Linked DNA regions of Homo sapiens: regions 2, 3, 4 and 5 are each linked to region 1. A link is a loop called in an ENCODE intact Hi-C map of the cell type or tissue named here. Cell type or tissue: B cell. All regions are shown on one strand.

Evidence for each region. A loop is a pair of places that touch in the nucleus more often than their neighbours do. Peaks named below come from ENCODE experiments on the same cell type or tissue, not always from the same donor. Only the 100,000 strongest peaks of a DNase experiment are listed, where the experiment ranks them.
Region 2: it touches region 1 in a loop (2.2-fold over the local background); 9 of 110 quality-filtered maps call a loop at or near these places.
Region 3: it touches region 1 in a loop (4-fold over the local background); 22 of 110 quality-filtered maps call a loop at or near these places.
Region 4: a loop joins it to region 1, with 18 times the contacts of the local background. A loop is called at or near these places in 19 of 110 quality-filtered maps.
Region 5: it touches region 1 in a loop (14-fold over the local background); 22 of 110 quality-filtered maps call a loop at or near these places.

Annotation. Positions count from the first base shown.
Region 1 is chr2:225,000,381-225,005,380 of GRCh38, reverse strand. All of the region lies in intron 1 of DOCK10 (dedicator of cytokinesis 10), which reads left to right. Among named protein-coding and RNA genes, the nearest start is that of MIR4439, 7.7 kb to the left of the region's middle. In B cell, CTCF peaks have their summits at 2,899 and 3,101 (motif pointing right); DNase peaks (open chromatin) are centred at 2,540 and 3,140; H3K27ac peaks cover 332 bases.
Region 2 is chr2:225,110,636-225,115,635 of GRCh38, reverse strand. No RefSeq gene overlaps it. Among named protein-coding and RNA genes, the nearest start is that of DOCK10, 71 kb to the right of the region's middle. In B cell, no CTCF peak of the experiment used is centred here; a DNase peak (open chromatin) is centred at 2,755; H3K27ac peaks cover 423 bases.
Region 3 is chr2:224,944,067-224,949,066 of GRCh38, reverse strand. All of the region lies in intron 1 of DOCK10 (dedicator of cytokinesis 10), which reads left to right. Among named protein-coding and RNA genes, the nearest start is that of MIR4439, 64 kb to the left of the region's middle. RefSeq lists an enhancer at 4,956-5,000. In B cell, no CTCF peak of the experiment used is centred here; DNase peaks (open chromatin) are centred at 76, 1,946 and 4,196; H3K4me3 peaks cover 3,505 bases; H3K27ac peaks cover 4,801 bases.
Region 4 is chr2:225,657,973-225,662,972 of GRCh38, reverse strand. All of the region lies in intron 7 of NYAP2 (neuronal tyrosine-phosphorylated phosphoinositide-3-kinase adaptor 2), which reads right to left. Among named protein-coding and RNA genes, the nearest start is that of NYAP2, 260 kb to the right of the region's middle. In B cell, CTCF peaks have their summits at 2,131 and 2,330 (motif pointing right); a DNase peak (open chromatin) is centred at 2,332.
Region 5 is chr2:224,928,708-224,933,707 of GRCh38, reverse strand. DOCK10 (dedicator of cytokinesis 10) reads left to right here. Exons shown (of 56, transcript NM_014689.3): 2 at 2,040-2,159. Among named protein-coding and RNA genes, the nearest start is that of MIR4439, 79 kb to the left of the region's middle. In B cell, CTCF peaks have their summits at 2,418 and 2,627 (motif pointing left); DNase peaks (open chromatin) are centred at 2,597 and 3,350; H3K27ac peaks cover 3,366 bases.

The DNA of each region.
Region 1 (5,000 bases):
CATATTTTGAAGATGGCTTTTCTCCTCTTCTGAATTCACCAATGATTGAAATCATGTCCTTACATTGCTGAGAGGTGGTTTGATGGCCCATGGAGAATAGAAAGTTGTTTGCCATTATCCATGTATATGGGATAACAGTGGTAATCTGCTGTACTTGAAGCATAAAATCACCATTTTGACTCCTAGAGATTTGTAGGGTTTTTGTGGCAGCTGTACTACTCTGATGGAAGTACAAATTCTATCTATCTCATGACAAAAAGGTTTTTTTCCAAAGAGAACATGAGGTCTCATTTCTCAGTTAACTTTCAAATTGCCTCTAATATATCTAATGACCTCTTTTCTAAAATTAGTTTCATGAAGGGGTTGATTGATTTTAGGCTCTTTATAGATTTAATTTAATGTTCATTCTCCATTGTATTATTGCCCAGCATGAGTCAAGACAATCATACTTATGATTAGAGAAATAAAGCAAGGCCTTTGGGGGCCAAGTATAGAACTACCTTATCCCTGAGCTGGGAGGCTGAGCCACACGTGGACTGAATTGCTGATGGACAAACTCTAATGGCTTTTTTAATGCAAAAAATGCATTCTGGAAGCAGGAAGCTGCTGGGAGAGCCTGCTCTGAAATTGCATCAGCACACTCTTCACATCCTTGGTTCTGTCTTAGGAAAACAAATGCTCTCTGAATTATTAAGCCGACATGTGGCTTCATGCCTAGAGCACAGGTGCTTGAGTCAGAAGGATGTCAATTCAAACACAGCTCCCCCATTTCTTAAGGCTAGCTCTGTGGCTCTGGGAAGTTATTTAACCTCTCTGAGCTTCCAGTTTCTCAACTTCAAAATAAGGATGCACTAGTTTCCTAGGGCCACCATAACAAATGAGCATAACTTAAGTGGCTTATGACAACAATAGATATTTATTCTTACAGGCCAGAAGTCCAAAATCAAGTCAGCAGGGCCACACTCCCTCTAAAAGTTCTAGGGGCAAATCCTGCCTTGCCTCCTCCAGTTTCTGGTGGCTCCAAGAATGCCTTGGCCTGTGGCCACACAACTCCAGTCTCTGCCTTCGTCTTCATATGTCTTTCCCACCTTTTCTTCCTTTTCTCTCTGTGTCTTTTCCTCTGCTATCTCATAAGAACACTTTTCATTGGATTTACGGCCAGCTTAAATAATCCAAGAGGATTTCATCTTGAAAGGCTTAACTCATCTGCAAAGAGCCTTTTTCCAAATAAGGTCACATTCATGAGTTCCAGTGATTGGGATATGGGCATATCTTTGGGGGAGCCACTTTGCAACCCACTGCAAGGAATGATCATGATACTTACATCACAGACAAAACGAAACGAGAAAATGCTGAGCACATACGACACAGTCAAGAAATGTTATCATCATTTTATGATAACTATCTCCTTAGTTTGTCATTATCATGTTTATTAACATTTTGATAGACCTAACTACATTTAACATAACAGTGAGCTCTATTATGATTGGACCTGTAGAGCAGATGTAAAACTCCAATTGCCACTGAACAAGTCACACAGAGAAAAGATGGCCTCTTTCCCCAAAGCAGCTTGGGAGTCACTGGCCTTATTTTATCAGTGTAAATGCACATTATGGACTTTAAAGAGACAATATTTCTTGTGGTTTAAGAGATAGGATGGCCATTAGGGATCAGGGATGCTAATGAAACATCAACAATGTTACCTTGTAAAATTTTGAACAAATACTACTATTAGATAAAACTTTTAATTTGAAACTAAAAGAAGTGAAGCGTATGTCTGTGTTTTAGATTTGCCTTTTTTGAACAAAAGGTTCATTCAGTCAAACATGAAGTCAACACACTCAGGAAAGTGTCAGGATTTCCAGATTGTGGGTCTTTCTTCTGATTCGAGTTGCATCAGCCACGGTTCTAAGGAGAATTCTACTCCCAAGATCAGCATTCTAGTGGAATCATAAAAGGTCCCACACCACCATCAGTGAACTTAGGATCTCCATGGGGATGTTTACCCAAAACTCAAACTGAAAAATGTAACCTTCCAGCCAGGCACGGTGGCTTACACCTGTAATCCCAGCACTTTGAGAAGCCGAGGCAGATGCATACTTGAGTCCAGGAGTTCAAGACCAGCCTGGGCAACATGGTGAAATCCTGCCTCTACTAAAAATACAAACATTAGCCAGGTGTGGTGGTACACACATAGTCCCAGCTACTCGGGAGGCTGAGGTGGGAGCATCACTTGAGCTCAGGAAGTCGAAGCTGCAGTGAGCTGAGATCATGCCACTGCACTCCAGCCTGGTGATAAAGTGAGACCCTGTCTCTAAAATAGAATAAAATAAAAATAAAAATGTAACCTTCAAATTCCTTCCCATTCTCAAATAGAGATGGAATTTGTCACTCTCAGAATTTACCCTGGTCATTTCTCGGTTCTTGCTGTCTGCCCCAAGACAGACCACACTGATGTGGTTCATACCAGTTCTGCAGTGTTGAGCGACCAACAACATTCTGTGGGTGACGAGATGCCACCTGCTGGCTTTTTTCTTTCTGCATATGTGGATGTTTACACCTGCCCGATCATGCAAGACAGACCACACTGATGTGGTTCATACCAATTCTGCAGTGTTGAGCATCCAACAACATTCCAGACTGTTTCTGGAAGCTGTGGGTGACGAGATGCCAGCTGCTGGCTTTTTTCTTTCTGCATATGTGGATGTTTACACCTGCCTGCCCATGCAACTAGCTCCTCGTGGCATGGCGTGGCCATTGTCTCACTATGATGAGGAGTCACTGAGACATTTTCTGTCTCCAAATATTCTCATCAGTTAACAGTTAAAGAGAGCTGAAGAGCTGACTAAATCTCAACTACTGAGGCCAAAGAAATGTATGACTTATCTATCAATAAAGGACCCTAAGAGGTGGAATCAGGCTTACATCTATGTAAACTCACTGAGAAAGCCGTGTTGTCATTGCTGTTCTTGGTCTGTGCCTGCTTTTATTCAGCATGCCACTTGGTAATGGAAACTTGAAGAAATGATACTACAAATAAGTGATATTGAGGATGACAGTCTGTTCATTTTTAAAGGGCAAAATGGCAAAAAGGATGCATTTGTCCTTTCAGACCTCTTCTCACAATGGACAGCAGGGGGCAGTGCTAATATAGGGAGAGTTTAGCATCAGGTAAACAAGTGGTATCGGCCTTCAAAAGTCAGATGCCTTCGTGAGCCACATAGCCTTTCACATTTGAAATACTCTAACTCACTTTTCCTCCCAAGTGTCATTTATTCATCCTTCACGGCCCAGGTCAAATAGCTTAGACTCTGAGAAGCCATATGGAATCCCCCTGACTGAATTACGCTCCCTCTCTCTTGGCTATGGGTTGCTTATGTGTGTCGCCTTACCATCTCCCCCCAGATTCACATGTTGAAATCCTAACTCCTTAGACGGTGGTATTAGGAGGTGGGGCCTTATGGAAGATGGTTAGGTCATGAGGGCAGAGCCCTCAGGAGTGGGATTAGTGCCCTTACGAAACAGGCTCAAGGGAGCTCATTTGCTCCTCCTACCATGTGAGGACAAACCAAGGAGATGCCATCTGTGAACCAGGAGGCAGGCCCTCACAGACACCACACCTGCCGACGCCTCGATCATGGACTTCCTGCCTCCAGAACTGTGTGAAATTAATTTTTGTTGTTTATAAACCACCCAGGTTATGGTATTTATTATAGCAGCCTGCATGGACTAAGACACTGCCCTTCCACAGTATTGCAAATAAAACTCTATTATAGAAAGTCTGTTGTATACTGGCCAGGCACAGTGGCTCATACCTGTAATCCCAGCACTTTGGGAGGCTGAGGCGGGTGGATCACAAGGTCAGGAGATCAAGACCATCCTGGCTAACATGGTAAAACCCCATCTCTACTAAATACACAAAAATTAGCCAGGCATGGTGGCGGGCACCTGTAGTCCCAGCTACTTGGGAGGCTGAGGCAGGAGAATGGCGTAAACCCGGGAGGCGGAGCTTGCAGTGAGCTGAGATCAAGCCACTGCACTCCAGCCTGGGTGGCAGAGCGAGACTCCGTCTCAAAAAAAAAAAAAAAAAAGGTCTGTTGTATATTGTTGTGTAGCTCTTTTCATTCATGACTTACCAAAGTCCCGAGCACCTACCTGCTAGTTCATCTATGTACTTACTGATAAATGCATATACCCTGAATGTGGCCAGACTACTGCTACTATTTCTACTATTAGTAGCTAACCAGTCACTTTAAAGTACTGATAAAATATCACTGCCCATAATAATGTTTGGCATCCCACTGTTGACACAAAACAGCACTAAGCCACTTCATAGTTTAACTCCAATTAACACATCATTAGCCAGATTAACACAATAGCTTCTAGTGATTAATTTTTTTTCTTTTTGAGATGGAGTCTCACTCTTGCCTAGGCTACAGTGCAGTGGCACGATCTCGGCTCACTGCAACCTCTGCGTCCTCAGTTCAAGCGATCCTCCTGCCTCAGCCTCCCGAGTAGCTGGGATTACAGGCGTAAGCCACCATGCTCAGCTAATTTTTGTATTTTTAGTACAGACGAGGTTTCACCAGGCCAGACTGGTCTCGAACTCCTGACTCCAAGTGATTCTCCTGTCTCAGGCTCCCAAAGTGCTGGGATTACAGGCATGAGCCACCCGGCCTGATTTTCTTTCTAGTAGTAGCCTATGACCTGTTTCGGGCAACCTTTCTCTGAGGGAAAGACACAGAAGCATGGCTGGCTCGTAGAGTCACTACTGTCAATCCCTTTTTCCCGCCCTACTGTTGGCGTAGACACCTTGGAGACATTGTGAACGTGTTGAAATTCTCCAGGCCTTCTCACAGGATTGGCACCAATTGCTTTCAATGAATTACGAACAGGAAATGCTCAAAACAATACAATTGTTTCTTCCTTTGCTAGAGAACTCAACTTTCACTCTTCCGCATGTGGAAAGCACAATTCCACGAATGACTGTAATAAATAGA
Region 2 (5,000 bases), 110 kb before region 1:
TTCAAGGGTTACTCCCTGGCTACGCTTTCAACCACTGGGTTGATTATGCTGAGGTTGGGAGGAACTGTGGATGACCTACAACGTAACAAGGAAATATGATGGAATAACAGGGACGGAACTACACACATGTGAGACAGCCCCTAAGAAACTCATAGAAATATCTTGTTGGTATTGTGAAGGGTGAAGATTTCTCGAGATCATGTGTGGCCTCCAGTTTTCATGATTTGAATATTATCGAAAATATGACCTTATTTCTAGCCACTGAAGAGTGATACCCAAAAATATAATTTATATACTACAAGAGTGTTTGCAGCTTATAATCTCCAGGATTCTTTAAACAGAATAGAATACAGAAGCTAAACATAAACATCTATAAAATAAATGGCACCATTCAAGGTATTTGCAAAACTGTAATCAAGCTATATCACGATGGCCTTCATATTTTGTTAGCTCCTCAGCAATGAAATATTAAATTTGGCTAACCAGATGGCCTAATATAGAATTAAATTAAATGATTAAATTTAACCATTTCAATTGACATTCCATTGGGTTCACCACTCTAGAAGAGAGAATCTTGAGGGAAGTGAGGCTGCTGTTTTATAACTTTTCAAATGAGGCAATAAAGCCCATGGGGTTGTCAACTACATATGAAATATGAACTGCTCATAGGCAGCAGAACACAAAACAAAGCTTCCTTATAATAAAAAGAAAAATCACACCCTTGGCTTCCCAGTCATTATTATTACAGCAATTCAATTCACGTAGAAAAAAAATTTTAAAAGAAATTAACAGAAATTTCTAGCCATATGTTTATCATAACATTGAACCACTGTTTCTACTTATTTTCTCTTTTTCTTCTTTTCAGTATATCAGCTGACAGCTAAAATTGGCCTACAAACCCCCTCCCATTTGACTCCTCTCTGACCCAATTCAAGCTCCCCAGTGAGAGAAGCACAGAAGCAAAGCCAGCATTTGGCATTTGTTTACTTCTTTGTGTCTCAGCACAAATGATGATACCACTAGAAAGAGTCCAGGGAATAATATTTCTTTGTTATGGTGCAGCCCGCACACCTGCAGGGTCAGTGCATGCATTGTTTTGTGGTTTTCTCATATGCCAGACCAGATGAGAAAGCAATTCTTGTTATTGCTTTGTGATTCAGTATACCAACCCATTCTAATCCACACACATACACACACACACACACACACACACACACACACACACACAAATGCCAGTTGGAATGTGTGTGCAACTAAGTGCATACTTCAGAACTCTAGGCAACTATTAATTTTTGTGTTTTACATTTTATAGCAGATGTTAATTAGGAAAATTTTTAACTGAGTCAAAAAATGTTAATTGAATTATCATGGGATTACATCGGTAAGTGCTGATTTCACCATTATGCTATGTAAAGTTGCATCCATGAGTAAATTATTCAGAGAATTTTAATGAATTTTCCACTATTCCACAGGACTTTTTCTCCCTAGTTTCTCCTTGTGTAGTTGACCAAATAGAAAAATTTAAGCTGTAACAAGATTATCTGGAAATCTATTAAAAATTAGATAGAAAAGTTGTTAATTTACTCTTCTCATGGTGCATTATATATTTTGGGCATATACAATCTTAGGTGAGTACAAAATTTATTATCCAAAAAACTGAAATTTATATTCAAGCTCAGTAGACATGAAGCAATTATAGTTAATATTCTAAACACATTATAGTAAATAATTTAAGATCCAGCATTTGTATATTTCTGCAGATGATGACATAGTGTTCCATGAGGCCATCGTGATTGTAACACAGGGTATAGTGTAGGATTCCAGAGGGATTTCACAAGCAGAATTCTCCCAATCTTAGCAGGAGTCAAAAATTAAGTTTGGCTCACCTAACAGACTTGAGTCTTATCCACCCATAGATTCTGAACATTTCCTTTATGGGTTTGACTTCTATACTATAAATTGCTTGCTTCTCAGGGATACTGAGAATTAACAGTTGTCGTATTTTTGGCAGTTTGGGAGAGGCACCATGGTATACAGTCTCCTCAAATCTGGCATTCACTGCCAGCACTTATACTGAGCATTTCGTAAACAATGAAACATCTATTTCATTTGCACCACTGTTGGATAATCTCAGGCCTTAGGGACTTCTGGATCACAGATGTGACAGATATCAGATTTCAACAGCCTTTGAAACAAAAATGTTCCTGTACATGGGTAGAAATTCCAACCATGTATTTCTATAATTTCATACAAACATTTTGAAAACGAAGTCACAATTATTTTATTTTGTTAAGAACATTCAATGCCTGTGACATTGTATTTTACTGGGTGTTACTCTATCTTTTCACCATTCTACAGAAAAAAATCATGAGATACAGTTTAGTGTAGCAGCAGGGCACAGGCTTGGCATCAGACTGAGCAAAATTAGTTCTGGGCTGTCACATGTAAGAGGTTTATTAGGGGGAAAGATGCTCAGACTTTCCAAACTGTTAACAATTTTTCTTTATTAATCTGTTTTCCATGCATAACACTTATAAGAGGATGGTTAAATAATATGAAAGCATGTAGCATACTGAAAGCCTATAGTCCACAAAATGTAACGAGTGACATGAATCCAAAAGGAGAATGTGCATGTGTGCATGCGTGCACGTGTCCATGCTGACAGCTACCATTTCTGCATTCAGAGGAGAGAGAGGATTTCCCAGGGAACAGGCACTGTGGCTATCGAAAGCAGGGCCTGCAGCCGAACCTGGAATGCAGAAGTGAGAACAGAGATGGCTAAACTGCTCTGTAGGATGAAGTTTAAAGAAAAGGGGAAGAGTAACCTTTTGTACTCACGCTGTTTATTTAAAATCATTTGTAAAAATGATTTGGCGTCTTCCTGTGAGTGGGCTGGAGGGTCGGGAGTCCCAGGCACTGAAAGAGGCAAGTAGATGAAACAGAAAAGGAAGGCAGCTCTGAATGAGGGCCTGCCCCAGCGACCAGAAGGAGGCCCTTGGCCAAGTGGGTGGAGACAAAATAAATTAATGGTCTTTCTGTGATGAAGTTCAGCAGTGGATTTCAGAAACAATGGTGTCTGATATCTAATTTTACTGATTTTCCCATTCAATAGTATAATGCCTTGCCCCTTATCACCCTCTGGTAGTCAGTAAAGGCTAATCTTCCACTAGTTTCACAGTGTTCTTACATTAATGTAACCTTAGGGTTTAAAGAGAAGTAGTTATGACCATACGGGGACAGGGAAAGGAGTCCAGAGAAGACTAGATCACCAGGAAGATATAGCAATGAGATGGCCAGATGCTACCAGGGAGAACAAGAGCACCTGGGAATACAACCTTCAGCATGACAGGCCACAAACATGATGTGAAAGCAACCTCTGAAATTTTCCAACAATAGTTGAAAAGAAACTGAATTTCTTATGTTTATATCAGAGCGAGACATCATTTTTACATTAAAAAGAAAGATAATCCCCAATTTCAGGAAAACTTCAGGATATTCTAGTTAAAGAAAGCGTTAGTAAATTTAAATTTCAAAAAAATAGCTTGAGTTAGTTCAAAAGTAAAAAACTAAAATTAAGTTGATTTATAAGCCTCATTGGTGTTTATTTAAATATTATTTTTCAAAGGTTAATGATCTACAGTAGCCTAATTGTCCATCAACAGATGAATGGATACAGAAAATGTGGTACATATGCATAATAGAATATTCAACCATACAAAAGAATAAAATTCTCTCATTTGCAACAACATGGATGGAACTCAAGGACATTAAGTTAAGTAAAATAAGCCAGGCACACAGACAAGTTTTGTATGTTCTCACTGATATGTGGGAGCTAAAAATTAAAACAACTGAACTCATGTAGATACAGATTAGAATGATGGTTACCAGCGGCTGGGAAGGGTACCCAGGAACAGGGGGAAAGTGGGGATGGTTAATGGGTATAAAAATATAGTTAGATAGAATGAATAAGATTTGCTATTTGATAGCACAATGGGGCGACTGTAGTCAACTATAATTTATTGACTATTTAAAAATAACTAAGGGAGTGGAACTGGAGTGTTCTTAACACAAAGAAATGATAAATGCTTGAGGTAATGGATGGTATTATTCTAAATTCCCTATAGTGCTACACATTCACTTCTTTTTTTTTTCTTTTTTCTTTTTATTTATTTATTTATTTTTTTTTGAGATGGAGTCTCGCTTTATCACCCAGGCTGGAGTGCAGTGGCATGATCTCGGCTCACTGCAAACTCTGCCTCCCAGGTTCACGCTGTTCTCCTGCCTCAGCCTCCCAAGTAGCTGGGACTACAGGCGCCAGCCACCACACCCAGCTAATTTTTTGTATTTTTAGTGGAGATGGGGTTTCACCGTGTTAGCCAGGATGGTCTCGATCTCCTGACCTCGTGATCCACCCGCCTCGGCCTCCCAAAGTGCTGAGATTACAGGCATGAGACACCACGCCCAGCCACACATTCACTTCTAACTGGGATACCACTTTAATAAAGGTTTGATGTAAAAGTCTTTTCTCAATATTTAACAAGTTAGCACTGAATTTTTGCTGCAAACACACTTTTCACATTTAAAACTTGAGTCCTGGAATATGTCTTGGGGGTCTGTGGGTCATGGAGTCTGACTCTTTTCATTGAGAGTTCATCAGGGAGTTGTTGAAGCTGATACAGTTTGCAGAGATTCCGCACATGCAATATAACACCACCAGTAGAATGACCACGAATGTGCACGAGAAATGCTAGATAATAACTAATCAAACTTCCAAACTGAACAAGCTTTACATTATTTTTTTTGCATCTTCTACATTTCTTACCATGTAACAATCCACACAGTGGGTAAAATATCCAGCAAGTAAAAGAATAAAAGGTACTCTTCAATTTACTGGATATTTTGTACCTTTTTAGAAAGAAAACAAGGTGAGAAAAAAAAATGCCCCAAGGACACTCTAATACTAGCGTAGTAGAGCCTACCAATTACTCGAAATTCACTCT
Region 3 (5,000 bases), 56 kb after region 1:
CCATATGCTGCCGGGTGATGCCTCTTTTTGCCAATATTTCAGGAAGCTATGATTAGCAGCTGAGGAAATGGAGAAATGAGTCATTCTCATATTGCAGAAGTTGAAAAGTGGGAGGAACTCTAGGATAAAGAACTGTGGTGCCTAAAGAGGAATAGAGGACAAAATAGATGCAAATATTAGACAGACAGAAAGTCGCTTAACAGTTTCTCAAGATTATTCAATGCTTTGTTATAAGACAGTATGCTGATCTTCTAAAACTGTGATTCAGAAATTTAAGGCACCATTGTTGGATGGATCCACAGATGGTTTTCAGAAGTTTGTGACTCTTGACCATGCATGCACATTTTCTGAGTGCTTATATTTTTCTGATGAGTGGGTTCATAGCTTTTATCAGATTTTAAAATGAGCTCATGATCTAAAAAGGATTATAAAATACTATTTTTAGCCATCAACATATACACATAATCTAACCCCAGGAAATCAGGTGATCCAGAGTCAGACTCTCATCACACCATATAAGGAAAAAATAATAAATCTGAAGATTCTGCATGTACTATAACATACCTGTTCATCTGTCAGATGTCAAAGCGTTACTTTGAGGGTGAAATCTGTTTAGCACTAAAGACATATGGTGGAATTTCTAAATATCAAATGACCAGGGATCAATGGACTTCTGCTCAGTGGAATCCTTAGTTTGCCTAACTAAGCCAATTACAAAGTAATGATATAATTTATCTCCCCAGCTGTCATTTTATAGCATCATGCTATTTTTCTGATTGGTTTCAAAAGAAGGTCTTCTCAGTCTGCATGCTAAGACAGGAATAATCAGAATCCCTTTTTCCCTGTCTGGCACAAATCACTGCATGACAAAGTAGAGACAGGTGAATGGCTCAGGCCTGGGGTACATGTGTGCCTATCAACTAAATCTAATTATTACTGGGGAAAAGAGAACAGCCTAGTCCTGTGGCCTCCAAATATTTCTGCTTCACCTAGTAGAAAAAAACTGAACATACTCCTATATTGTATATCTGTTTATCAATTATATGGCTTTTATCAATAGCTAATATTTCAAAGCACAATATATATATGAGACAAGGTTCATTGTTAAGCATAATAAATGTAAATCCCTAATTTATTCTTTATTAAACATATATTTAACTAATATATACTGAAAGCCTTTTGAGTGCCGCGTGTTCTAATCACTGAGGACCCAGTGAATGAAATGAAATTGCATGCTCATGGAACATACAGCCTGGTAGAGGAAGAGACCCTGAGTAAAACAAATAAATAAACCGTACAGTTGTGTTACGTGTCAGTGACTGTGATGGAGAAAATCAAAACAGGAAAGAGCATCTGGGTGGGTTTGAGGGGAGAACTGCACTTTTAAATTAAATAGCCCCAGAGAAAGGGCTTGAAGATCTAAAGATGAGGGAACTAACTCTGTAGCTCTTTGTAACTATTTGACATACAGATTCAAGGAGTCCATGTCTGTGTGCATTCTATTAAATAATAGTCAAGCATAATTTCTTTATTTAGATAGCCAATATACAAAAAATTCTAATATCTTCTTCTTGTTCTCTAAACAATCACTTTGGGAACTCCCCTCGGAAGATCACTTATTTAGTCTACACTTAACAAGAGCAATTGCTTTAAACACAATTCTCAGACCTCAGCCATATTATTACAGTTGACTTTTGGAGTCTAACCAGAATTATAAAGTTTGGGTGGCTGTTTTGACAGCCGTGGAGCCCTGTTGTCAATTAACTGTTCAATTCAATCTTGATTTGGTTGCACGGGTGGTTTTACATCATATGGTTTATTTAGCTGTGAACAATTCTCTTAAACGTCCAAAGTCATTTTGTGTTGCTTTATTGCAGGTGAAGAGGGAGGATATATGCACAAAAGCAGTATCTGAACAGCTGGTAGTTAGTTACTCACAGGAAGTGGTAACTTGACAGCTTTCCTTTCCTTTCTGTTGAGTTACATTCATGTAGCATGAGCATTTCCCTTTTTACCAAGAAGAAAGATTTGTTCAGCCTGGTGACGCTTCAGAAGAGAAGAGTTTAACGACATTGATATTTTGAAATATTTTGTGACTCAAATTATAGCAATACGATGAGTTTTCGAGGGAAGGTTTTTAAACGGGAGCCCAGTGAATTTTGGAAGAAGAGACGAACTGTGAGGAGAGTAAACCAAGAAGAAATCCACAGATTTAGTTCTGTAGGTATCCAAATGTCAATGTTTTGCTTTCCATCTTTCCTTCAATCCTTTCTTTCAAAAATGATTAGCTCTACAGTGGTATTCTAGCAGAGGCTGCTGGGTGAAGTCTTATATGGAACAGAAGATTCCATTTGGGTCCTAAATATTCTCTTTTACTTCCATCATTATTTTTGAAGTCACGCTGTTCTCAAACCGCATGTAACTCTTGTAAAATATATTAATAGAGAATTTAATCATTAAAACATTACTATAATATTTGGAATTTAAGGTGATCTTAGTATTATGGTACAAATTAAAATTTCTGAAGAAGTTATTCTCTTTATTAAAGAAAAGCCTCTAATTGCCTAAGGACTCAGTTGATGACATGTATATGGTTGTATTTTTAAAAAATTGTCATTGCTCTATTTTATCATATGCCACTAATTATTTATTTTAAAATTCTTAGAAAGAGCAATCCAAAATATGAAAGAAAAAGTAAATAAGCATTTGATTAATAGAGCCAAGGAGGACTTTAAAAAGTGATACTTTTAAAGGTTTTAAAGGTTAAAAAGATTTGGTTTTGTTTTGCTGTTAAAAATATTTCTGCCTTATTGTTTGCAAACAAAATGAGAGCTTGAAAACCTGTACTTATTACAGAACTTTACAGATCTATAAACTGTAGAATGTATAGAACTTTACAGTTCTATAAACTACTGACAGTTGAATATCAGAGCTGATTGTTAGAGCACTTCAGTGACTTTCATGTAAAGTGAAGGGCCCACTTTGTATGTTAAATGGTTGCGGCAATATTCCTGGGTAGCTTATTTTAGAAGAATGTTCATTTCACATGGTGGATCTGGCTTTGCTTGCCTTTTTCGGAGCAGGGTTTCTCAACCTCAGCGCTATTGTCATTTGGGGTCTGAGAATTCTTTTCTGTGGGGGGCTATCCTGTACCGTGTAGGATGGTTAGCAAATTCCTGGCTTCTATCCATTTAATGCCAGTGGCAATCCCTCCCCAGTTGTGATGACCAAGAACATCTCCAAACATTGCTAAACGTCTCCGGGAGGGTGATCACTGATCACCCATATGAAAACCACAGTTCTAGGGGTGAAAGATCTTTTTGTTCATAGAAACATCTTTAATATAGAAACAGAGATGGCTTTTCAAAAATATTATATATATATATATGCACACACATGCATATATATAGGCTCTTTATAAATATGAATAAGTACGTTGCCTCTCAATGAATAGAGGCCCTCTTTATACTAACAATTAGTTGACGGTAACTTGATATGAATAGAGTTTATTAGAGGTCTGCTCAGAGGGTTGGTACTGTGTTGTTGTTTGTTCAGTTTCTATCTCAGGAGTGTGTGTCTGCCATTGGTGAATACATGCAGTTGAGCCCCTACCCTTGTTCACATTAAATGTAGCTCTAATCTTTCCACTGGGTATTTCATAACTGGAATATGCAGAGTCCTGGACCTGACCTCTTTCTCCCCATTGGTCAGAAATAAGAGCCTGGACCTAACCACTTCCTCCCCACTGGTCAGATATATCTTCCCTACTGACTCCAAAAGAGCCTTGTCAGCCTGTTAAGGAGAATAACTGTTTCAAAATATTGCCTGGTTTGAGATTATTTTTAACTTGAGTCTTGTCCCCAAAACATAATTTCCCTGCTGTATTTATCTCAATGGAATTTAGAAGTAGCATGGATTATGTCACCCTGAGAGTTATTTCTTGTGTCCACTAAAAGAGAAAATGCACAGAAGAACGTGTCTATCTTACCGAGACCACTCATACAGTGTTGGCAAGAGGACAGTCCCCAGAGTCTCACCATATAATGAAGCTAATCACTCTATGAATTATCTTAATTGAATTTGAATGTATTGCTACTGAGTACTATGGGAAGAGCGGCCAGTAAGGACGCGGTATTTTCCCACAGCATTCAGTTAGCAATGCATTCAAATTTAATTAAGATCATTCATACAGTGATTAGCTTTCTTCGACGACAGAAGGCACTGGGGATGTCCGTGCTACAGTTGCCTGCTTTTGGTCTGCCTAAGATAGGCATATCTACTTTCACAGGTTGTCTCTTGTATTGAGTACAGGATTGTTTGATCCATCCTTAAGTATTATCCTGAGATGTGCTTTTCATTTTGGAATCCAAGAAAGTGCAACGAGTAATTAGAGCACTAGGATTTGAAACAGATATCCTGAGGAAGTCGTTCTCCCTGCCGCTCTCACCTGCCATCTATATGACCTTGGGCAAGTTACTTAAATCACTCTGAACCTCAGTTTCCTCTTCTGTAAAATGCTTATAATAATACCTATCCTGCGTTAAGATTGCTTATTAGAATTCAGTTTGGTACTGTGCATTCTGAACAGTTACAAGTGTTGTGTTGTGTAACTTGAACAGTTACAAGTTACAAGTGTTGCCAAAGTTACAAGTGTTGTGTAGTGTTATTAAAACTAAGTAAAATATTTCCATTTCCAAGGACAAGGGAAAAGGGACACTGAAATTGTCTTTCTAGTGCCTTCAGCAGTCGAAGTCACTGGACTACAGGTCACGCTTTTCTCCTGGGAATCTTTTTTTGGTAACAGAACCACCTAGGAGACAGACTTCTGAACTGCATTAAGCTGAGTGCTTGGGGTCCCAGATCTTTCTATGTGTCAATACAGTTTATTTCAGAAATACCATGGTTTTTTTTCTACCCAGTCTAAGCAGAGTTTAGCTGAAACCCACTCACAGCCTCATTGTACCGTGCCCAGCACATTCATCTAAGCTTTCTAAAATCTA
Region 4 (5,000 bases), 660 kb before region 1:
AGGTAGAAATCAAAATACTTGGAAATTCCGCGAGGCCTGGAGACTGCGATCGTCGGATATGAGTGTTTGCTTTCTCCAAGGGTAGGTCCCTTGTTTCATTATTTAGGTTTATATCAGACAAGTGACAGTACAGATTGTGTTCCTTCCTAGATCGTTCCTTGAATGATAAGCAACTTCAGCTCTATTGGTTTCTCCCGAAAAACCTCTACCCCTTTCATATGCAAAGTTGATTGGGTTGGGTAGGATTACTCCTGACACCTTTTGGTCCTTCAAATAACTTTCTCATTTTCTGGGAAAGAAGTCATTAAATGCAGCATTCCAAATGCCATCCCTGTCAAAATAGCTGACAACTAGGGATTATTAACTAGCTCTAATGCAGCATTTACTTTAGAAAACAAATGCTTTGACATGACAGTACAGTTGGGGTTCCCCCCTCCCACTTTAAAGTGTCTGTTCGTAGGATTCTGTGGAAGTCCAGAAGCCAGATACATTTTGGTGAATACGTCTTGGTCTTTTGTGTTGTTGGTTAAATCTACAACAGTACTCTGGAAGCTGATATCTATGTGTGCATGTGTGGGCGAGGATATGTTTTCTTTTCAGAATGTGGAAAGGGTTCGATGTGCTCAAGTGTTAATATCCACAGACACTTGTGCACATGCACAGCTGCAGGGCTGATGTCCCATGGCACTAGTCCATGGTCCACAAAAATGTAATAACCGATGAATGGAACTTAGCTTTCTTCCAGAAGTTACTTTCCCAACCTCATGTCAACTTTGGAGATTTTGCTCTTGGTTGGCACTCTGCTTATTTGAAGTCCTAGTTGAATTTGTCCTCTGCTATGACATTTTAGTCTCAAAAAGTCAAAAGGCAAGACCTGGGAAATTGAAGAGTGATTAAATAAATGGATGAAAGTGAAGGAAAATAAGTTTTAGAATGGGAGCAAATTCAGGGGCAGGTGCAGTGGCTCACGCCTGTAATTCCAGCACTTTGGGAGGCCGAGGTGGGCAGATCACTTGAGGTCAGGAGTTCGAGACCAGCCTGGCCAACATGGTGAAACCCTGTGTGTATTAAAAATACAAAAATTAGCCAGGTGTGGTGGTGCATGTCTGTAATCCCAACTACTTGGGAGGCTGAGGCAGGAGAATCACGTGAACCCAAAAGGTGGAAGTTGCAGTGAGCAGAGATCATGCCACTGCACTCCGGCCTGGGTGACAGAGCTAGACTCCGCCTCAGAAAAAAAAAAAAAGAGAGAGCAAATTCAAAAAGGAAGTTATATATGAGGCAACTATGCATAAAGCAGGGGTTTGATAGATAGAACTACCTGGTTTTATATCTTACATCCATAAAGCCACTCACTGGTTATAAGACCTTCAATAGGTAACAGAAACTGTTTAGCCAAAAATTTTATCATCAGTGAAACGGGTATAATATTACCTACTTCAAAAGTGTGCTGTAAGAACAACATTAGATAATACAGCATTCTGAGCACTCTGGCAAACACATAAGAAGCTCTCAACAAAAGCTATTTTAGGAATCCAATTTATCTGGAGAAGTGTTTTCAACCTGAAGGATAATGTTCATTTGCAGCACAGAATGAAGAATGAAGATTTGTCCAGCAGGTGAGCTGGGTGCTAGTGCTAAAGATCTCTAGTGTTTCTTGAGTAAAAAACTCATGGCAAAGACATATTTATTATTCTGAATGAAGGGTACTGCCACTCTGAGCCAGTACTAACAGCATGTAAACATTTATTCCTAATGCACATGCAATTTAAGTTGGAGGTAAATTTACCCACAAGTTAGCAAGAATACTATTTTCCGGAAAGACTCTCAAGCTATCTGTTTCAAACATGTTAATGGAAAACAAAAGAAATCAAGAAGGAATTTTTCCATTTAACCAGTCATGCTTTTTTCTGTTCTTTTCCTTTTCAGTTGGCAAAAGAGGGATAATGATCTCCTTTCCTGGAAACTCAGGTTGAATTAAGGGATTTACAATGCACAGAAGATGTCATAAATCCTAATGAAAACAGCTGCACATATTCATAAATAATGCATAGCACTCTGAGATCAGTAGCTGTGATTCATTTTTCCCCTAAGTATTATTTTTAAAGGCATACTATTTAAAAGTTAGAGAACCTAAAATTGCAAGATTAAAGTAACGAAAAAAATTCAAAACAAAAATCATCAGCAGATTTTGTCATAGATTTCTACAGGCGTTTTGCTTATTATCCCAAACAACGCATACATCTTCTGTGTCATAAAACAGTTTTGTTTGATTCAATTTTTGAAAGCCAAGTATAGATTCCAAAGTGCGCTACAGACGCTAGGTGGCGCCATGTATCCACCTAGTGTTATGCTGTGTTTCCACAGGCTGAGTTGGCCCGCCCCATCTGAAGCCAGACATTCGTTTTAATAGTTAAATCGATACATTTTATAATGTGAATGGTTGCAGGCATTAAAAAAAATAGGCATTTAAAACTGGTATGTGGAATCTTTAAGTAAATGCTGAGGTTGGCAAAAAAAAAAAAAAAAAATGTATCCTGTGTCTCTAATACCTGCTGTCCCGACCCTAGCAGATAATAGCTTCCTATATAGACTTAATGTTTTCATTGTATTTTCTCCTACCTTAATTCAAAGAGGTGAGTAAGTAGTATTGGGGGCAGGAGAGCTGACAGTTCTGAAATGCTACCTGTAGCCAATTTCTACGTACTTTGCCTCCAACCCACATATGAGACCTACAAGGTAAGAAGAAATGCCAGACCTAAACTCCCTATTACATGGTAAATAACTTAGTAACTAATTTTGTAATTGTGAAAGAAGGAGTAATGAATATAATGGGCTCTAGGGGGGTACCAAGGACAAGGTGGGGGAAATCAATTTGCCCCAGGTGCAGGCAATAAGGAGATGCACTGTCTACAGAGAACTTAAAACCAGTGATAGAACCAACTAGAAATCTGTCTGCTTTTTCTTATCACCATGCACTAGCAGTTGTATACCAGCTTGGGGATAGTGGGGTGGACCAATCATTCCTTCAGTGACTACTGCCTTTGGAATAACACTGACTGAACTACTTTTCTCTTTAGAATTTTCCAGCAAGCAGAAAAATTGAATTTTTTGGAAAGAGGAAAAACTGTTAGGAAAAGGAGAAAGAATTAATATTTTTTTCCCACAAGTAATGTCTGTCCAGGACTTTACACACCTATGTTATCTCATTAATCCTCAACAACAACCCCAGACTCAGAAAGGTTCAGCAACATATTCCAGGTCTTACAGCCACTAACCAGTAGAGCCAGGATTCTAATAAATCTTTACTTCCTGTAAGTCTCATATCTATCTCAGGTTTTTGTCTATCTCAGGTTTTTGACTGGTTAATATCAGGTTCTGAGTGGTAAATCTCAGGTTTTTGAGTGGTTAATGTCATAGCCTTTGACATTTAATAAATACAAAACTTTGGATAAGCTATGTAACCTTACTCACTTTGGTATCCTTGGTTGTGATGTGGGATAATAATAGTACCCATCAGTGAGGACTGTAGGGAACACACCTACAATGATGCAGGCATGCTCCGAGCCCAGTCCTGGCACATGGTAAGCACATGAGAGGTGACAAAAATGGCACATCATGTTCATTATGCAAACTTCACCTAAGAACCCTGAATAACTTTTTGTCCCTTCCAGATGGTAAAGAAAGCTGGAGTACGTACTTCTGCTACTTCACACCTGTAGCTCTGGTGGTGAAGTTGATAACTCTGACCTCGGATGCTGAAGAGAGGGACACACACAGGTACCAGCGACAGCAGAGTTAGATAACAGGCATCCTCAGAGTCCACTGGGCCCAATCCCCACCCTTATTTGTCAATTGGTTCAAGACTTCTTTGAGAACATCTTCTTGCTTATTATACCCTCCTTGCTCTGACAGAATAAATGACAAGGTTGTTGGCGGCAGGCATGAGCTTGTTTTGTTTTATTCCACTCTATAATGGAGTTACTGAGAGACTGATCATGGAACTTCTGGACTTGAAAAAGTGACCCACAAATATTCTGCTGCCTAAAGTATGTAAAAGTTAATAAGCACGCAATGGCTAAATAATATGTAAATTACTTAGCCCATACTTCAGCTAAGTTGTAAAGAGTTATGACCCTCTGAATTCTTTGTATTAAAGTAGAAAGGAAATAATTCCAACATTTCATTTTACATATTCCTTGATTCAGCTACTATTTAAAAGTAATAATAAATTTTATTTTCCACCTTAGATATGACATTAATTAAAGCTCATAGAGAGTGCCATAAAGAACTAAAGCCTAACATTTTTATAAAACAATTTGACAGGACCATATAAAGCACACATAAGATAATGCTTTTTATATATTTTTTGCACTTGCATTGTTTTAATGCAACTAGGCTATAGTACTTGGTAATAGATCCACTTAGCCACTGACATTCTTATTTGTAACATGAATTTATTCCACATTTCACAGGGCTAGATCCAAATTCTTTGGTAAATATCATTTTTATAACAAATAAGCATAATTTCTTTGTAGCATAATTTCTTTTTAACATAATCTTTGTTAACATAGCACTTTATTTTACAATTTGAAGTTAGTACAGAGAAACACTTCTCAAACATAATGCTGATGTTGTACTGTGAACTTAGGGGGGTGTTCCAAGACCTCCTCTTAGGGTTTTTCATGTTTGGAAATATATGTAAGGTTGACATGTATGCAGAAGGAAGTAAATAATAAGAGCCAATTTTAATATGTGTTGCACAGCCTGAAAGAAGCTGTGTGGTGGTGAGAAGCTGTGTGTTAATGAGTTCAGATTTTGTTGGTTCTGTTCTGTGTGTTGTTTCTGCTTTTCTTCCATTTCCATCATGTGGTGTAATCATGAGCATACAATAAAATCAGCTGTGTAAAGGTACAAATGGCATGGAAAACATGTTCTCAGTTCAGGTCTGATAGGAGAATCTGGAATATCACAGAATCTCAAAAAAGAAAAAAAGAAAA
Region 5 (5,000 bases), 72 kb after region 1:
ATTGCTGTAAATACCAAAGGGCATCATATACTTAAGCTGAAGAACTCTTAGAGACATAAACAATGAACCAAATCTAAGGCAGACGTAAGAGCTTCCTGAAAGGGTTTTACTGTACATTTTGTTTCGTTTGCTACATTTGATACCTACACACTCAATAGGGAGGAAAAACAGGTTTCAGAATAAGCCAACTGTTTCAGACTTGAAGGCCTGTGGGGGCAGTTGGTAATATAAAAGTAATATGCTGCAGGGTAAGATAAAGACTACTGAGGCCTACAGCTGAATTGGAGAGAAATACCATGACTTAAAGACATTCAAAGCCAATTAAAAAGAAAATAAATGTGGGTGGCAAACCAAACATCTGGAACGTGCATTTGCCTTTTGAGCTGTCAATCTAAATCTTTGGAATTAACCTTTGCCTGGGAAATAAGGAATTAGAACTTAAAATAAGTCTAAATAGAATAATATCAAAAGGCAATGATTCCAGAAAGTCTTTTTTTCCACTCCCCAAGTCATGCCATAGCATCTCTGAATTTTCTTCCTCAAAATACTCAATGTCTCACAGCTCTTTCATTAAATATGTTCGTCAACTGAATTTCTTTTCTCCAAACATTGTGTGGGGTATTTCTTTTTTACTAAACTAGCCATCTTTCTGGAAGGACCTTCTAGACAGAATATTCACCTGGCATTACCCTTAGTTTCCTTAAGCATTTGTGAAGTGAGCTGGGTTTTTTTTTCTAATGTAGAAAGTATATGATGACCCTTGCCTTTGGCCCACTATGTTCACATTTGTTTTATTTTTTATATTTGGAAAATTATCAAAATATATATTGACTGCTACTTTGAAAAGCCCATTAGCATTTATTAAAATGTCAATGAAAGTTCCTAGGGCCTTATCAGAAGAGATCTTCCAAAGAAAGCCTTAGGAGTCAAAGCTAACTCTGTGTACTTTGCAGAATGAGGAAGGGTGGCATGTGTGAGTGTGGGGAAGGAAGAGTTTGGTGGGGAAGTATCTGTTGATGTCACTTACGTGAAAAAGAAAAATAATAATTTTTTTCACTTATGGGATCACTTTAGCGTTCAAATTTTGTAGGAACCACTCAAGCTTCTAGGAGCCCCAAAATAACCCAGAGGACCACCGCTTTTCACTTAGGTTGCATAAATGCTTCATCAAAAGGGTTAGAGGATGCAGATTGTGTTTTTGGTTTTCTGTTTTGGATTTTGTTGTGTTTTGCGGCGAGGGAGGGTCCACTTTTCTCACCTTATGAGTTCTGTACAATTGGAACAAACACATCAACCCTATAATGAAACTGTCACATTTCTCCCTCTATTTTATTTTTATTTTTGGCACTATGAGGGGCTTCTTTGAGGGGAGCACATTCCCTCTTGGCTTCAGGAATCTAATGCAATGTGATTATCGGGCTATTTTTTCACTTATCCATTTTCATCACACTGCATCCATAATAGTCCTGTCGTTCAGTTCTATTAGAAAATGACCTAGCTTGTCTCTGTAGAGACAAAGAGGCTCAGAGCCAAGCAATTAATCCTGACACAGGATCCATGTGTTCGTGACAACCAAGAGTGCCTGTGATACTTTCATTGCTAACAAGGTGCCAACATTTTTAAATAGACCCAACAGAACTCATGAGGAAGTATCTAATTCAGAAGAAATGATGATAATCATCATAATACCGTAGCAAGTAAGCAGAAGGTCTTTCTTCATGTTGACAAAGATAAAATTTACATAAACATCTATTCTGTGGATGTGATAGGGCTGGGTATCATGAGCCTTGGGGACTCAATAAGAACAGCTTGAATTTCTGAGGGAGATATCAGGTATTTTAGGATTTTCTCATATTATTTCAAATCTGGAAATAATAGGTGTGTGGCTTTGCCCTAAATTCCTGGAGTCTCTGTGACTGCATTGGAAGGATTGTGCAGTGTTAAAGCCTCAATGATAACTAAGAGATGAAATCCAACCAGGCATAGAAAAGGGAGATGGTGTATGTCAGTGATTAATACCATATTTTCTTTTTCTACAGCAAGAAAAGCCTAGGCTTCTCGAGCCTTTGGATTATGAGACTGTCATTGAAGAACTTGAAAAGACCTACCGGAATGATCCTCTTCAAGATCTCTTGTTCTTCCCCAGTGATGACTTTTCAGTAAGTCTTCTCTTCTCAAGCCATTTAGATTCAGGAGGGCCCTACACATTGGGTCATTGTCTTTCCCTGTAGATTCAGAGAGTCCAGGCCTCCCTGTGGCCACCCTACATCTCAGTCTCTGCAGCAGGAGTTCACATCCTATAATAGAAAGTACCCCAGGGCCCCCTCAAGTTGAAAGATTGGAGGCTGAGTGAGTCAGTGGCCACTGGGGACTGGGAGGAGGCCCAGGACACTGCCCGGTTCCAGCTGGCACTCGTGTGCCTGCCAATGTCTGGGTTTCTAACCACTGCCTTACCTGGACTCACAGAGCACTTCCTCCCTCAGCCATTTCTAACTGAAAGCTTCCAAGCAACTGAAACCAACCAATGGCAAAGACAGGACTCCATTAGCACAAAAGATGCAGTTCTTAAAAATCACCCTTAATCTTGGTTTGTCTTTCATAAGGAGATACTGACACCTGGGGGCAAAGAAAGGTAGGCTAGAACATCTTCATGGAGAGATTGGCGGTCTCAGATAGTCCCCTTTAGGACAATGCACACTACCACACAGACAGCCTCTGAGGATAGTAGAGATAATGAATGAAAAGGAAATTCGCTTTGGAGACAAACACAAAGTTGTGGATGGTGAGCACCCACATGTTCCAAACATAAAATACTGTTACCTTGTGGTCTTAAATGTTTTTAAATTGTGATCTAATATCTAACTGTCAAACAGAGATCTCAATGGGCAGCTATTAAACTTTCCTGTCTCTTCCTAAAAGAAAGGTGGTCTCAGACATCACAAACTTCAACATCTTAAGGCAAATAAAAAGGCAGCTGAAGGGTATCCCTGTGAAACAGCCATTGTCCATGCAAACCTCTATCAGGGAGCATGGGTCTCAGTGCCCACACATTCCTCAAGCAGCCTCAAACTTCCATTTTCTCTCTTACTTTGAGGGCAGGTCTGGCTTCTGGCTTTTAAAGAGTTTTTTTTTTTTTCACCTTCCTCCATGGATTCATGAAAAAGAAGGTATATGGAAGTTAATGATTTTCTGTTTCAAGTGTGAAGAATCATGGAAAAAAGGAGACAGATTTGTAAACAGAAAGAAAGAAACTCTTCCAATGTTTTTCAAAATTTTAAACGGCTTCCACTTGAGTGCTGGCACATTTTGAGAGAGACTTATCTCGTGCAGAGATCTCATTTCCGTGGTTGGACTAGGCCACTGGAAGTTGAACTGCAAGCATAAAGTTAAACCGCATTTTTTTAAATTCCACATCCTCATTTTCATTTTTCAGACTGAAGATTAACCTGATGAACAGTCTTTTTCTTTCTTTCTTTCTTCTTTCTTTCTTTTTTTTTTTTTTTTTTTACCGAGTGTCACTCTGTCACCCAGGCTGAAGTGCAGTGCCATATTCTTGGCTCACTGCAACCTCCTCCACCTCCTGGGTTCAGGTGATTCTCCTGCCTCAGCCTCCCAAGTAGCTGGGATTACAGGTGCATGCCACCACACCCGGCTAATTTTTGTAATTTTAGTAGAGATGGGGTTTTGCCATGTTGGCCATGCTGGTCTTGAACTCATGACCTCAAGTGATCCACCCATCTCGGCCTCACAGAGTGCTGGGATTACAGGGGTGAGCCACCACGTCCAGCCTTGAACAGCCTCTTTATGTCAAACACCACCAAAAATCATGAATCCAGGAGCATCTTTTCTCCTAGTTATGTCCTTCAAAAATATGTCAAATGCTACTTCAAGGCCTCCCAGCTCAAAAAGAGAGTGGAGGATGCAGGTAGATGGGCTGTAAAGTTTTGGCATCTTCCCATGCTCATTTAAATTGAGGAGTGTCTCTGATTACTCCTTGATCTTTATCATTCTTGGCAGCGTAACAGACAATACAAGAATAACTCTTTGTTTTTCCAGTGTGAACATTCCAATAAATACACTGAACTATTTTATTCCATGGCTGCTTAAAACCCTTCTGTGGCTCCCCCACTGCCTTCAAAATGAAGTGCAATCACCTCGGCATGACCCAATGCCTGCTTCGAGATGTGGTCCTTGCCCATTTCTCAAAGCCATAGCCTACCCTCTCCCACCCCATCCCGGCCCATCATACACCGTCACCCTCATTCCCAACTGGGGTAAAAGATCAGCACAGTTCCAAACATACTATTCTATAACACACCCCAAACCATTTCCTTCCTTTATTCATTCAGCAAATACATGATGTATAATACTGAATACTGGGCATTATTTGATGAATGGAGACAGGAGTGATTAGACAGAAATCACCTGGGGTTCTAAGGGAGCTTACCTTTTGGTGGGTTTACTTATTAAAGATTTACTTATTCCAAACAAAAAGGTAAACCAATTAATTTACCAGATAATTCAGATAAAGACCAATTCTATGAGGAAAATAAAACTAGGCAGAATCTGATGATAGAATCTGAGTAGGGTAAGAGCTGTGTTGGTCTAGGTGACCAGGGACAAGCCTCTCTAAGAAGGCGACATTTAAGCTGAGTTCTGAGTTCTCAAGAAGGATCAGCCATGCTGGGGAAAGCATGTTTCAGGCTAAAGGGGTAGCTGGTGCAAAGGCCCTGAAGAGCTCCAAGATTGGAGATTGGTATGGCTGGACAGGATAAGGCGTTTGCATCTTATTCTAACTATAGGCAAGGGCAAGTCACAGGAGTGTTTCAAGAAGGAAAACAAATGACTGAGTGTGGATTCCTAAATATTAAAAGTTCATCTGGGCTCTGTGTGGAAAACACAAAACAAGGCCTAGACAAAGTGGGGAGTGTGATCCAAAGAATCATTTCCAATTAATCTCTGCCCAAGAGATTTTCAATGCTACCTAATCCTTACTATCA